Linked DNA regions of Mus musculus: all the other regions are linked to region 1. A link is a loop called in an ENCODE intact Hi-C map of the cell type or tissue named here. Cell type or tissue: heart. All regions are shown on one strand.

What was found. A loop is a pair of places that touch in the nucleus more often than their neighbours do. Peaks named below come from ENCODE experiments on the same cell type or tissue, not always from the same donor. Only the 100,000 strongest peaks of a DNase experiment are listed, where the experiment ranks them.
Region 2: a loop joins it to region 1, with 4 times the contacts of the local background. A loop is called at or near these places in 2 of 42 quality-filtered maps.
Region 3: it touches region 1 in a loop (2.3-fold over the local background); 14 of 42 quality-filtered maps call a loop at or near these places.

Annotation. Positions count from the first base shown.
Region 1 is chr11:114,280,935-114,285,934 of GRCm38, forward strand. No RefSeq gene overlaps it. Among named protein-coding and RNA genes, the nearest start is that of Gm31318, 20 kb to the right of the region's middle. In heart, a CTCF peak has its summit at 2,479 (motif pointing left); no DNase peak of the experiment used is centred here; H3K27me3 peaks cover 602 bases.
Region 2 is chr11:114,165,542-114,170,541 of GRCm38, forward strand. No RefSeq gene overlaps it. Among named protein-coding and RNA genes, the nearest start is that of 1700001J04Rik, 19 kb to the right of the region's middle. In heart, a CTCF peak has its summit at 3,055; no DNase peak of the experiment used is centred here; H3K4me3 peaks cover 907 bases; H3K27ac peaks cover 1,661 bases; H3K27me3 peaks cover 313 bases.
Region 3 is chr11:114,195,741-114,200,740 of GRCm38, forward strand. It overlaps 1700092K14Rik (RIKEN cDNA 1700092K14 gene), which reads left to right and starts at 2,518. Exons shown (of 3, transcript NR_045930.1): 1 at 2,518-2,583; 2 at 2,986-3,137; 3 at 3,283-3,459. In heart, a CTCF peak has its summit at 2,840; a DNase peak (open chromatin) is centred at 2,761; H3K4me3 peaks cover 752 bases; H3K27ac peaks cover 2,284 bases.

The DNA of each region.
Region 1 (5,000 bases):
GTTCTGGTTGCCAATAACAGAGGCTCACATTGAGGGAATGTTCTGGAAGGATATTGGAACACAAACTATTAATGTGAGGATGGGAAACAGGTGGGAAGTTGAGAGCAAGTGGTTTCTAGAAGCTGGGCATCAGAATCTGTCTGAGACATGGCACTTCTAACACCACAATTGCTGGACCATTGCCTCCACGGGCCACTGAAACAGAAGACTAACCTACCCCCACAGCTTCTCAGTGTACACACGCCAAAGTCAAAACCAGAATGTAACGATTGGCCAATCCTGGTCACCTGACTAGACTCTGGCTATTAGGATTGGCTGTTGGGACTGGATAGGCTGGGTCACATGGCAGCATCAGGCTGCCGGATGAGAAGGTGTCCGTTTGTTGGACTGGCAGTGGGTTCAAGGCTGTCACTCACAACCCTGCCCACGGGGCAAAGTCTGCTCTCTGTCCTTGAAGCTCCTCCCTCTAACCCCTGCCCAGTTTCTCTGCGGGCGGGCTGGGCTGGTGCCCTATTAGCAACTCACCCACGTTCTCCACTTAGGGCAGATAAATTGGAAACCTCCCCTGGGGAGGAAGGATGGCAAGGATGGGCTCTATTACAAAGCAATATGCTGAAGGGGAAGAGGGCCATTTGGACAGGAAGATGGAGCCGGGAAATTTGGCTTGTCTCCCTGCGTCGGGGGCAGGATTGATTTCATTCATAAATACTCTCGTTGATCTTGAGCTCCAAAGCAGGCTGTGAAGGCCGCTAATGAGTCCCCTTGACCTTCCCTGCACCCACCGTCACAGACACCCCTTCCAGACCTCGCCCTGGTCTTCCCTTCTTCCCAACTTCAGCTATTTAAGGGATGGAGTAACCTGAGAATAAAGGCCAAGCAAAGTCTTTGAACTTGGTGTGAACCTCAGTATCCCCGGGCCTGAGCCAACCCCTTAGCCTTCCCTTTCCTTCCATCTTCCTCAGTTCCCATCCCCTCTTTAATTAAGATGGTGTTTCATGAGCCCAAACCGAACTCAAGCACACTATGTATCAAAGATGACCTTTAACACTTGACCTTCCTGCCCTAGTCTTCTGAACACTGGGCGTGGCTGAACAGCCCAGCCAATCAGCTTTCCCACCGGAGTCTTCCTGTTTAGAGGTTCCTCTCAATAGCACCACCAACTGGGGGCCAGACCTTCCCCACCCGTTAGTGTAGCCTAATGACCATCGCGTGCCCCTAGCTTTGTGCCTTTTGTAGTACGTAGCCTTGAGCTCTGAACACCTTCCACACGTATGAACCTGCTCCTCCCAGTCCTGGCTGCAGCCCATCTCAGCCACCTTGTCCTCGCTGACAGATGAGGGTAATTGGTACCCATTCTCCAAGGACCCTCTCCACGTGGATCTGTAGACAAAGGATTTCAAATTGATTTAAAGCCGGTGTCAGGCTGGCTTAAAGAAAAATCTCCACAGAAATTAGTCAGTTTAACATTTGGGAGCTGCTTAAGCAAAAATCTCCACTGGGTGATCTTGGGGACAGCGCCCTCACCCTCCCTACGAAGGCAATGGGGAAGCTGAGGTGCTAGGAAGAATAGGGATACCTTCTCAGTTTAAAGGACTGGAGTAGGCATTGCCCAAGGATACCAGGGGACCATGGCCACTGCCCTTAGAGTCTGTCTCTGCCGGGGGGGGGCGGGGGGGGGCTGGGGGCTGAGATTGGCTTAACTGATGGCTAACTCACTTGTTGGCTCAAGTGTCATCCATCAGGCCAGACGAGTACCAGTGTGGGCTGGCCCTGATCATCTGCTGCCTGGATTGTCTCACCAGATGCCTATGTGATGGTCCAGGCTCCAGTCCAACCTCATCCAACCTACCCTGCCCAGGCACCGGGGCGATCTGCCCCCAGCACAAAGCCAAACAGGCTGCTCTCTCAAAGAAGGCAGTGTTGTGTTGCCTCCATGACCCACAGGCTACAGACTTTCACTCTCTGATGAGAGGAGGGAGGAGTTTTGCTCTGTGGAGCTGCTGGGGTCTCTGGTTCATCTCTCACACTCCATAACTCCAGGATAACGTACACAGAGGCTCGGAGTTTCTCACACTCTTCCCTCTGGCCGAAACACCCCACACCTCCTCCCTCCTCCCACACCTCCCACCCCCACCCCCACACTTCAGGTATACTATCAAGGCTGCTTCTCTCCTGAAACATTCATTGCAGGCCATCACCCCTTGCACAGGGCTCTCTCAGAAGGGAGGTCACTTCCCCTCCTATGCATCTGGTTCAAACACTCTTGGTGGCTTCCTTGTCAACTAAGGCAGATAGGAGCGAAGCCCAACTAAAATACACCTTCACATTCACACCTCCAGGGGCCTACATCCCCTGCCCCCCCCCCCCCCCCGCCCCAACAGTTCTTCTGTGAGCCCATCCATGGATTAATCCATCCTTGAGGTTAAATACCCTCCATAATTCACTTACCTCTCAATGGCGCCACCAACTGGTGGTGATGGGGACACTGCCCATCCAAGCTGTAATACCTAGGATTCCACTGGAGACTGTGGTAGGTAACCCCCTAAAGGTAGGCACAAGTTTCTGTGACTCGTGATTATGTGGCTCACACCTGGACTCTATGGGAAAAGATATATATATATTTTTTTTTTTTTTGATGTAACCAAGAACTGTGAGGTGAGCTTAATCGAGATCACTGGGATGCCGCCTAAGGAGCATAAAAAGAAAGAGGAGGGAGGCTGGATCTCTAACATGTCAGAGGAGCAGAGGCTCTGTGGCCCTGGGCAGAGAGGAGAGGTGCAGCCGCTGTAAACAGGTATAGGCAAGGATGAGTCCCCTCTGGAGCCTCCAAAGGGAGGGGGACCCTGGTCACACCTCAAGTTCAGTCTTCTGGCTTTCAGACCAGTGAAAGAATGACGAGCCCCGTTGTTTCAAGCCACCGAACTTCTGGAAATGTGTTAGAGCCACCACTGGCCACTCATACAGAGAGTCCCAAGAGAAGGATGGAGCTTGCGAGACTCTGGCCAAACTCCAGCAAGGAGAAATCTAGCTGCTTGAAACCCTTACCGTGGACGGGCATCTTTTCAAGGAACGGAAGAGGGGTCTGCCTATCCCCCAAGAGAGGCCTTTTCTTGGGGCAGGACGAGCTTTTCTTTTTCATCCCTAGGCTCGTTGAGGGACTGATGGAATGAGGATTTTCATCTCGAGGCTCAAACCACCAGGATTTCAAAGCTGCCTGCTTCTCAGGGTTAAAGTTCCTGGGCAGGAAGAAAAAAAAATCTCTGTGAAAAGTTTTCTGAGGCCAGGGAAGGTGGTGAGTTATTCCCTTTGAGAGATTTCTTTTACATGTTCACCTCTGAAGTAGCTAAATGAACGGAGCTGTCGGCGTGCTCGGCGCGCTGGCTGTAACGTGTCCGTGAGGTACCGGGGGAGCTTGTTAAAGGGTAGTTCCCGATGCATCCAGCCTAGGCCTGGCCCCGGCTGGGCCTGAGAGCCTGCATGTGTAACAAGCTCCAGGGAGACACCCAGGCTGCTGGCTCACAGGACACAGGACTGGCAGGTTGTGAGTCAGTGACAGGGCTATAGTCTGTTGACTCTGAAGGTCACTCACTCTGTATCCACCAACTCAGCTGTCATGTCCTCCTGCTAAGGAGAGGGAAACTGAGTGAGGGGAGGGAGGGGTGTCACCTAAGGTCTCAGAGTCTCAGAGTTGCATGGGGTTATTAGACTGAGCACCATCCTGGGCTTGTTGCTGCGGTGATGGTGACGGGGAAGATGGAGGCCTTTCCTTTAAGGGTAAGAGCCCTCTCTACCCTTCGGCCTGGCAGTTAAACTGCCCATCCGCCTCTACATTTTGAAACACACGTCAGCTGCCAGGCTGATCGATAGGCTCGCTCATCTGTGAGGTTTGAGGCTCTCTCCACAGATGTAATCAGGGCTCCAGAGACGTCCTGGCAGCGGGCACGTGGGGAGGGAGCGCGGCAATACGTTTAATCAAGGAGCAGATGGGGAGCTGATAGAGTGTGTAGAAAAATCAGGTTTCTGTGATAACATTCTCTTCCCCCACTCAGCCTCCGCACCCCCTGGCTTCTCCATCAGGACTCCCGGTGCCAACTCCAGCCCTGCCCTTTCCAAAGATGGTTCCCCCCCCCCGAACTCCAGTAGGGCCCCCTTTATAGAGATATGAAGCTTGGGAGTGAGGAGAGTGGATTGGGGAGGGATGGGTTGCTGCATTTGGAACCTAATTCCCCTCTCTAGGCAGGAGCCTGGAGAGGACCGGAAGCCAGGATCTAACAGACTGAACACTAAGCACTGGAAAAGGCATTGGAAGAGCTACCAGCCAGAGCCTCCTGCAGCTGGCAGAGAGGACGCTGGGCTGGTGGCCTGGGTACTCCATTCACAGGCTTGCCCCAACCCAGTGTCTTGCATTATGGTCCCAAGACAGGATCTATGGAATGGTTGTCACCGAGGGTGGCTTTGTCCCCAAAGAACATTTGGCAATGTCTGAAGACATGTTCTGATTGTCACGACGAGGGTGGGAGGGTTCTCTTGGCACCCCGTGGGTACAGGCTGGGGAGGCTCGAAACGTCTCCACAACACAGGACAGCCTCCACAGCACAAATAGTCTTCCCAAAATGTCAGCAGAGCCCAGCTGAGAAATCCTGCTCCTCGGAGAGCCATCACTGGCCACAGCTCTGGTTAAACCCACTGACCTGTCTCCAGGTGGGCGTGTCTGGCTCCTTTCCCCACCCGTGTCCATTTCCCAGGCTAGCTCATGGAATCTGCTCAGGGACACGTGAAGTGCATATATGTCCATGTATACATACACACACTCCAAGTCAAGTGCCATTAAATGGGCTTGGGCCTTTTATTAGTTCTGGGGAATCTGTATATAAGTAGAGGTTGGGGGTAGGTGGGGAGTCTTTTCATCTCCCCCCACCCCCCTATCCCTCTCCTTCTATGCCCAGCCCTTTCTGGTGCCTTAACTTTGAACCTGGCTTTGTTCTACAACAGATGTGTAT
Region 2 (5,000 bases), 120 kb before region 1:
TGCTTAGGGTTTTGTAAATCCACAGTGATATTGAGAGACTTCTAGAACTATAGAAGGGCTGGCAAGTAACTCCAGACTCTAAAGAGATGGAGTGGGGGAGACACCCAGGGGGTGGGACTAAACTCATTCACCTGTAAGGAAGGCATAGGGTGGGACAGAGGCCCCTCCAACTGGGGCTGTTTTGTTATTCTTGGGCAGAAAATCCCTGGCCTGATGGGGCTTGAAGCGGCTGTCTGCAGTGATGTTTGACAGGATGATGGATGGCGACAGGGCTGGGTTTCTGACGCACAGCGCAGACTCCGCATTCTTTATCTGGGACCGCTGGCGGCGCAGGCTGCAAATAAGCAATCCAGTTACAGAGATCCCTGATAAAATTCCATTAGAGGCCCGGGAGACAATCACGCTGGATCCAATAACAGAGGCAGGCTGGGGAGGCGAGGGGCATGTTGGGAACGGAGCGCTGCCACTGGGGAAATTTTCCTTGGGCCTGGAGGCTCCCGCATCGGGAATTCCATGAAAATCCCTGGTCTGATCCGCAGACCCAAACCAGCTCTGACATCCAATTGTCTTTGCCATTTGAAATACCATGGAAATAGCCTGGGGAGGTAGGGCTGCGCAGCCGAGGCAGTCGGGAGGGAGGCTGGGTACCGGGTGTTGAGAGTTTAATTCTTGTGGTACTGTGTTCCACCTTTGGGGGACTTGTCATTAGGGACCCTGGTTCACTTCACTTTTGACCTTCTGTTGATGGATGGGGACCTATGACGTCCAGTGTGGCCTGGGTAGCTTTTGCGCCCTGGTAGAAAAGCTCGCTTCACACTTTCTGTGTCCTGTCTATGGACCCGCGAACACCATTTGGGTATATAAGGTGATGAAATGAAATTTACCTTTCTGTAAAGCAGCTCTCTGGAGTGACGTGAAGTTTGACAAAACACAAAGACACGGAAGAGTCATTTGCCAGCCCTCCATGCTCCTCAGCACCTACCCATCCTCCCTCTATACCCCGTTCTGGCCCCTCCCCTTCCAGGCAGCCTGGGCATCCCCCCCTCATCTCCTTGCTTCTTGATACTGCCAATCCCAGGCTCTGAAGCCCCAGCTTCTACTGCAAATGGCCTTACCAAGGAATTCCCACTTTTTATTAGCATATGTTAATTATATTATAGAAAGTAAGGGGTTTTTTTTTATATAAAAAGATTTACTTATTTTGTTTATATGAGTTCACTGTAGCTGTCTTCAGACACAACAGAAGAGAGCGCCAGATCCCATTACATATGGTTGTGAGACATCATGTGGTTGCTGGGAATTGAACTCAGGACCTTTGGAAAAATAGTCAGAATAGTCAGTGCTCTTAACCACTGAGCCATCTTTCCAGCCCCAAAGGTAAATTTGTTGGTTTCTTTTTTTTTTTTTTTAAGGTCATTTCAATGTAGCAGCATTCCTGTTACTATCTCCTCTCCTGTCTTTTTTCTGTTTCTGTTCTACATCCCCTAATGTTTCCCCTTTTAGTTTCATGTCCTCAGAACAAGGCACTTCCTTGTCTAATAGGAATCTTCTAGAAGCTTCCCATCATGCATGCTAACACCCTGAACTCTCAGAACCTTGGCACAGCCCACCCAGGCCTTCTTGAATGTCTTAAATGCTGATTTCTTTGTGTCTCTGAGACTTAGGCCCTTGGTCACATAGTGACTCCTGGAGTTTATCTCCTGTCTTACTGTTTTGAATGAAGATGGCTTACCACCCACCAGAGGCCCTCCAAAGCAATCTTGTGATTGTCTCCTACCCCAGCTTCTCCCAGTTCCTAGTAAGACCTTTTCTCCCCATCACCCCAATATTGTGTCCCTCCCAGGGCACTCTCACAGACTGGCTGGGGTTATGTAAAATGAATGTCCACCCTCACCTAGCTATTAGTATTCACCGTGACCTTAGATAATCTCCTTCCTGGGGAGAGTGTCTTCCTCTTCCTCTATACAGATGCGGAGACCTCCAGACTCACATACATGTCCCGTACTCCCATCCCCTAACATCTAGGAGGAGACTAAGCAGCCAGCATGGCCTTGACATTGTCTGCCTGGCTCTTGGAGCCTGTGCACAGCTCTGTTAGGGTGGAGTCTTCCTCGGATGAGGCTCAAGAGTTCACTTCTTCAGGGGTTCAGTTACACCACCTTTCTGGAGGCCGTCAGTGTATCTAAAGATCCAGTCATCCTGGATTCCAGGCTGGGGGGCTAATTTCAGACTCAGAGCTTGTGCTCTTCTCAGCCCTCCCCCACATCCCTCACACCCCCTAGCTTCCTGTCATCAGGTCTGAGGTTGACTTGCACAGCAAGAGGACCAAACCTGGAGTGACAGCAGGGAGGGAGCCAGCTAGGCAGACTCTACCATGGAAAACCTCCAGGCCTCATCTTTGCTAGTTACCTCTATGAGAGTTTCTCCTTCCTTCATGGTCTAGAACTGCTGGAAACCTATAGAGCCCTACACAGCTAGCTGAGGCTATAGGTGACTTCCACGTCCTCTCTATGGAGCAGGTGGCTCTCCTGGCCACCTCTTCTTCTTCTGCTCTTTGCTACAATAGCTGAACCTGAGTACGCAGGTGGAGCCCTGTCATCAAAATTAAAGTGCCCCACCTCCCTCTAGGAGCTCCGATGTCTGAGGAGAAGACAGGCAGAAGGGAGTTGTGACAACAACCTGGCTGCTTCTTCTGGGGCTCCTGGGTCACTTCTTGTGGAGGGCGTAGGGTGACAGGACACAGCTGTCCGTGTCAGTGGAGGAGTGACATAGACACAGCTGGGGAAGTACACACGCAGAGCTGATGACTTTGAGCCCCGATGACCAGGCTACCGTTCAACGGGGCTCGAAGGAGGGACTCTCCACACTCAGAGTGGGAAGTGATGCCTCTCACGCCCACACACGATCCAGCCTTGAGCACCGCTCTCTGCGTCCTGTAACAGATTCAATTACATCACCTCGAATTCACGTGTTAGAGTCCTAACCCCCAATACTGCAAAGTGCTTCTGTGTTTGGAGACACAGACATTAAAGGGGTAATTAATTTTAATTGAGGCCACTAGGGTGGGCCCTAATCCAACATGAGTGTGATGACTGTGTCCTTATAACAAGAAGAGATTAATTCAGACACACACACACACACAGAGGAGATGGCTGTCTATAAGTCAGGAGAGAGATGGCAGAAGGAACCAGTCCTGCGGACACCCTGCTCTGGAACTTCCCCACTCCAGAGGCACAAAGAACATTTCTGCTGTATAAGCCACCTCAGCGTGTGGTACTTTGTTACAGTAGTCATGGCCAACAAAATCCATGTATGGACCCCAATGTCCCACTCAGGTGACCTGTAGGCTTTTGCAGGTGGACACAGCTGTGTCTGTTGCCAGGCGCCCAGGTAGCCATTGAAGGCAGAGCGTCTGTCGCGGAGGAGAGAGATGGAAAAGTGCTTCCAGGTGTCTGTTGCTTCCCCTTTCATTAGGACAGAAACCCAAAGGCGGATCAGGGAAGAAGAGTTAATTTAGCAGAAACTTCATGGGCTGGAAAACTGTCCGGCGACTACAGCCCAGACCTGGCCTTAGCTAGGTGCTCTGTTGTCCCCAGGAGGTCCCAGCCCTCACTCTCAGACCCTCCGGAGTAAAGCAAGCACCCTGTTACAGTGTTTATCATGTGGCTCCCAAAAGGAGGCCCTTTCTATGGGCTTCTCTCCTACGCCCCAGCTCCTGTCATTGCCATTCCTATCTTGAGAACCTCTCTGTGCTTCTTCCATGGTGGCTTCGTCCCCAGCCATGGCCTTTCCCATGTCATTCATATCGTCAAGCCATCTTCGTGGCACAGCCTCCACTGTTTAGCTCTTTAGTTGGAGGTCCCAGTTCCCTTCTGCTGCTCCTCTGCGCCCTCCCTGGCTTCAACTTGACTGTGGGCGCTCGACTCCCAGGTGCAAGAGGCTTCTTGGTCTCCCCTGTACAGGGGCAGCGCTTGCCCTGCCTTCCGCAGTCTTGGGCCGGAGGCTTCCAGGAGTTGATGTCTACCAGCCCACTCCCTGCTTCCTCCCTCGAGGTCCCTGAGGAGCAACAAACTCAACTGGGAGCACTTAAGAATTAGCTCTTGTAGGGCTTGCATCTGATTTTACTTCTCCGTGTTTTTATTTTTGAAGAAACACATGTTCAACACCGTTCACACCGCTTTGTTCTCTGGAGGAGTATGAAAGAATCAAACGTTGTCTTGCGTTCGCTAGCAGATACAAGTTTAGTGTAAATTGCTTTTCAACACTGCCTCCTCCTCTCCCTCCTCTCCCTCCTCTCCCTCCTTCCTCCCTCATCCTCTACTTCCTCCTCCCCTCTCTCTTCCTCTTTCTTCTCCTTCTTCCCTGCCTCTTCCTCCTCCCCCTCCCCTTCTTCACCTCCCACCTTTCTCTTTATTTAGAGATGTGCCCCTATCAGCCATATCTTTCAGGAGATCAACAGTCCCCAGGTTTAAAAAAAGCTGCCCAACTTGACAGGACACATTCATTTCCACTTGGCATTGTCCCTAAACTTCTGCAGCATCAGTGACTCTGGTATTTCCTGCCGGGGGGGGTGGGTGAACTGGGTGTCTGGGTGGGCTGGGGTCACGGGGTACCATACCTGTGTGACTCTGGGAGTTTCCATGGGCAGCTCTTCCCCAGTGGAGGTTACTTCCTTCAAAGTCAGACTCTGTTTCCCTACATTGCCTCATGTACTGTGTGAGTTCAAGGCACTGGAGCCCACACACATGGAACCTGTCTCTCATATGCTGTTGGCCAATGCTCTCCCTCCGAGATCAGCCTCTCCAACTCTGTGAGCCTATTCCACTTAGAGTTGGTTCTGATGACTTCTAGTGTGGCACAGCCATCTCCATCACCCAACCGTCCCTTGGACAATCAGATCATCTGCCTATACTTCTGTGTCTCCCCGGCCATCCCCAGCCTTGTCTTAGTCTGTTTTCTGTGGCCCAAAGAAAATCCAGAGCTGTGGGTGATTTATAAAG
Region 3 (5,000 bases), 85 kb before region 1:
CCTTGTCTGTGGTTGAATGACATTTTGACAAATTCTGATGGTCCAGGGTGATGTAAGGTGTTGTGGGAACTAGATAGCACAGTAAGAGCTCATGCTTTGCAGGTATGGGGGTCTAAGGACCTGAGTTTGAACCCCCAACACCCACAGACAAAGCTGGATGTGGGAGCTAGAGGGCTCAGTGGTTAAGAGAATTGGCTGCTTTTCCAGAGGACACCGGTTCAAATCCCAGCATGGTAGCTCACAACCGTAAACTCCAGTTTGAAGGGATCCGATGCCCTCTTCTGGCCCCTGTGGACTCCGGGACAAGCATGTGAACACTCAAACACATAAAATAATATAATACATTTTTAAAAATATATTTTTAAGTTCTATTTGCACCTGTAATCCCACCATTGTTTAGGGTACATACAGGTAGATCCTGAGGGCTAAGTGGCCAAGCAGTCCAGCTAAAAGGCTAAGTTTCCAGTTCTGCAAGAGACCCTGTTCCTGGCAAAGAGCTATAAAGGAAGGCTCTGACATTTATACACACACAGGGTCACATGCGCAAGTACATGTATGTACTGACACAACACAACACACATATACAAGAAGAGTCTGGGGAGGCTTCCTGGAGGAGGTGACTTATTTTTGAAGAATGAGTAAGACTCGTGTGAATGGAGGCTTCAGGGCCAGTGAGGAATAGCATGGAATCTAGACAGTAAGGCCACTAGGTATGGCCTTGACTCCTGGCCTAGCACTCTTGTGGTACTTGGACAACCTTAAGGTTCTCTCCCAAGTATGGAAGGCCAAATTCAGGGTTCTGGATCCCACAGGAAGAGGAGCTCAAGCAGTCATACCTGTTCAGCTGCACTGTCCCTTCATGACCCCAGAGCAGGGACGGGTGGCTACTTTGGCAGGAGGCAGCAGCCCTCGTTTTGAAGGCACTATGCTAACTGGGTCAGAACCCAGGCATGGGAAGATCAGTGAACTCTCTTCAGAACTCAGTCAGGCACCAGAATAGAGGCGCCCAAGAGAAATCTAATAGGATCCACGCATGTGGTTTTAAATCTCTGATAACCAGCTCATAAAAGCAAAAGGAAGCAGGTGAAACCATCGGTAATAGCATCCCTTAGTTGGCTCAACACACGAAAAACATTATCAACTCAACGCATAATGAATCCCAAGGAATTATTCATAAGCTCTCCTGCATTCCCTTTCCTATACAAAATCACCAAAACCCGGTGTGTATCTCGCTGACCCAGTTCCTGGGGCTCCGTGGCCACCGCATGGGACACAGAAGCCAAGGCTCACCTCTGCCACCGAGTTCAAAGACACAGTCTCCTGTGAACTCTTCCAGCGCACACATCTGGAAATCAGGCAAGGGTTCTGGGCAGGTCCATGGGTGTCTTAGGATGCCGTTGTTGTTTGTCCTGGTAGTAAGATGTTTGATCTCTCTGCCTCCACCTCTCTCTCTCTCTCTCTCTCTCTCTCTCTCTCGTGTGTGTGTGTGTGTGTGTGTGTGTGTGTGTGGTGTGTGTGTGTGAGAGAGAGAGGTGGGGGAGAGGTAAGAGAAGAGAGAAGAAGGGAGAGGACAGAGGGACACCTTGGCCTTTAATGGCCAAGCTAGCTCCTGGTTTTGAGACAGCTTCTGTTTGGCCCAGGGCTTGCTGGTTAGCCTAGGCTGGGTGGCCAATGGGCCTCCAGAAGGGTTCTACTTAACTCCATCTCCCCAGTGTTGGGATTAAGAGAACATGACACTGAGCTGGGTTCTTTGTAGTTTTGTAGGTTCTGGGCATTGAACTAAAGTTCTCCTGCTTACATGGCAAGCCTTCACTGCCTGAGCCATCTCTCCAGCCTGCCTCAGTTTCTTCCTATAGAAAATAAGAACAATCCCGGACTTCCTTGAGATTGTCTGAGGAGGAAGGTCACTTCCTTCTGTCCAGAGGGTGAGGGCAGGTGGGGCTTGAGCACCTCAGAGCTGCTCCCACCAGTTCCCACCGTGCCCCCCTCCCCTGGTTCTTCCAGCGTCTGCTCACACCTGCAGTTCCAGCATTCTCGAGGTGGAAGGGTCAGAAGTTCCAGGTTATCCTTGGCTACATAGCAAGAAATGTGTCAAGGAGACTGAGATGGCTCCCTGGCTCCAGACATGAACACCACAGAGAAGACCGCAGTCACAGAGCAGAAAACATACAAAACTAGGCGCTTGTGGAAATGTGGTTCATATGACGGGCCTGTCCAGTGTATCGACACTTCAAGCTCTGTGAGCCCACGGAAGACTTAGGCAGTCCTGGGATAGCTTTCTTTACTGTCTTCAGTTTAAAGATGAGAAAACAGAGGCACAGAGAGGTGAGGTATTTTGTCTGATGTCACACAGCTGGAGAAGCTTGTGTAGAGCATCATCAAGATGCCAACCTTTCTCTGCCACCCTTGAAACTTAAAAGTCTGTTGTTACCTGGAAACAATATCCAAGGAGATGGCAAAGTTGGGAGGCGGCTCAGTAACTGACAATGGGGAGACAAGATGCTGTCTGGCACCATCACAGTTAGTTGGTCCAGATGGTGGAAAGCCTGTATCCAATACCTGGAGTGGTGGGAACAGGAAGAGGTGAGGACAGACAGGTGAAATTTCTCAGTAATGGTTCTGTGAAGGGGGAAGAAGGGGTGTCTCGCTCCACCCAAAGGGAGGGCTCAGGGAAGGGAAGCCTATGACTTCATCACTGGGCCCACGCCAATGACATCACCAGAAGGGCAAGGAGCCAGGCTCAGCAAGTTATTTATGGAAACGGCTGGCGGCCAGGCACAGCTCCTGAGCTGTTTCAGATGTGGTTGGATAAAGCTTCCAGCTGGCCCAGTGGGGCCTCCAAGGCCTGCAGGCAGGCGGAGGAGGAAGGCTGGAGGAATCCAGCAGCTGGGGGCAGGGCTCCAGCAGAGATCATCAGAGTTCCAGGCTTCTTCCTTCTTGGGATCTGCTCATCTCTACCCATGCTCATCAAGGGCTTCCCTGCAGATCGGGCTGGCTGAACTCAGAGAGGACAGCATGTGTGTCTGCCTTCGTGTGCACCGAGGGCATGTCTGTGCACAAGACTGTAGTATGGGCTTGCCGGTCCATAGGGACACACACTCTGCTCCCTTCCACACTGGTACCTTGAGTGGTCCTGAGTGAGTATACAGATCTGTGCCTCCTTGCACGTGTATGTGCATGCGTGCATGGGGGTTGGGAGGCAGAGTGCCCAGGGAGAGCGGGGAGGAGAAGAGCCGCCCGGGAGCGAGATCACAGCAGGAAGCTGGGGAAATATCATTTCAGCCCAAGATCCAGAGGCACTTACAGAAGCTTCAGCAAAACCAGACAAAACTTCCTTTCAATCCATTTATCAAAACTGCCCGCAGCTCCGCTTCGGAGCAGGTACAACAAGAATAAAATATTGAGCACAACCAGCAACCGCGAGACTGGAGGAGGCCAATAAATAAGAAGTTACTGAGGAGCTCGCCCTGACCCTGACGGTTTGCTTTGCCGGTCCCTCCACCTATCTCGTCCTGTGATCTTATGGGTGATGGCAGGAGGGAGGATGGCAGGGGCCCCACTGGGGTGTTTTTGATGAGCTGGGGATATGAGAGTAACTCAGCCCTATGAAGACAAGCTTCAGTGAGGCAGCTGCAGGAGCTCTTCTCACATTTCTTGGGCTGGCTAACTGCCTTCCTTCTCATAATCCCCTGAGGATGGGCTGGAGAGCTGGCTCAGTGGGTAAAGATGCTTGCAGACAAGACTTACTCCCTGAGTTCGATCCCCTGGAGCCACATAGGAGAACTGACTCCTGCCTGTTGTCCTCTGACCTCCACATGCAGATGCTGGTATGCACACTGACACACACAAATATGTGTAGTAAAGCTTTTCAAAATTCTCCAAAAGGAAACTGAATCCATGCAATCTTGAGTGGCCTGGTTGTTCAAGAGAGCATTGAAGTGAGAATAGGGTCAGGAAGCAACCAAGGGGCTTGAACTCAGTCCCCAAGCTAAGACCCTCCATTCCCATGCCCTGTTATGTGCACCTTTTAGATGGTAAGTGGAGGGATGGACATGCATCCGGGTGAGAGTCCCTCTCCCAGACCACCTGTCCTCCATTCTAGATAGAGAAGCCAACCATCTTATAAATGTTCCTGCATGGGGCCTGTGTAACAGAATGTCTTGATTTCTTCTTCCTTCATGTCCACAGAATGATGGGATCTGCTTTCTTTCCATCTATGCCCCCCGTTTACCCAGGTGCTCAGGGACCCATTCATACCACCACCCTGTTGCCTGCCTTCCCACCACCACTGTCCCCCAAGGCTCCATCGATAACAGTCTGAGTGGTTGGAGGATGCACCTCAATGCTACGATCTCTAAGGACAGGAGAAAATGCCTGGAAGGTGCCTCGAGGCAGTGGCACTGGGACACTGTTCTCTGATACACACACACACACACACACACACACACACACCATTGTGATGATCAGGGTCAGCAGAAAGGTACAAACCTATGGATGTCTAGGTCTCAGTGGAAAACCCCAATAATAAAGGTTGATGGGGAGGGGAGTGAAGGGGGGGGCAGAGAATGGCCACCAGCTGCTACAAGGATGGAAGGGGACCCTTGCTCTGCAGGGGCAGTGAAGGTCATGAACTTGAATTCCTCTGTTGTCTGAAATACAGCCTCACCTCTTCTAGAATCTTCCTAGAAAATAAATGCTGTGTCCATAGATTGCTTTGCAAAGGGCCTGTCTCCAGCATCCCTGCAGGCTTTGTGTTCCTTTGTATGCCTGCTCCCTCTGGACTGCTGGAATTCGCTGGATCTTTTTGAAGAGGGATGAGCCAAGAGTCTCTGAGCTCCTTTGGATCCAACTATCTAACTGCCCCACCCCTTCTTCTGTCTCCCCCTACTTCGGCATCTCTGGCAAAATCATCCACTTATGCACACTTGCTTTCATGCAAGGAATGTACACACACACACACACACACACACACACACACACACACAGAGAGAGATCTGTGT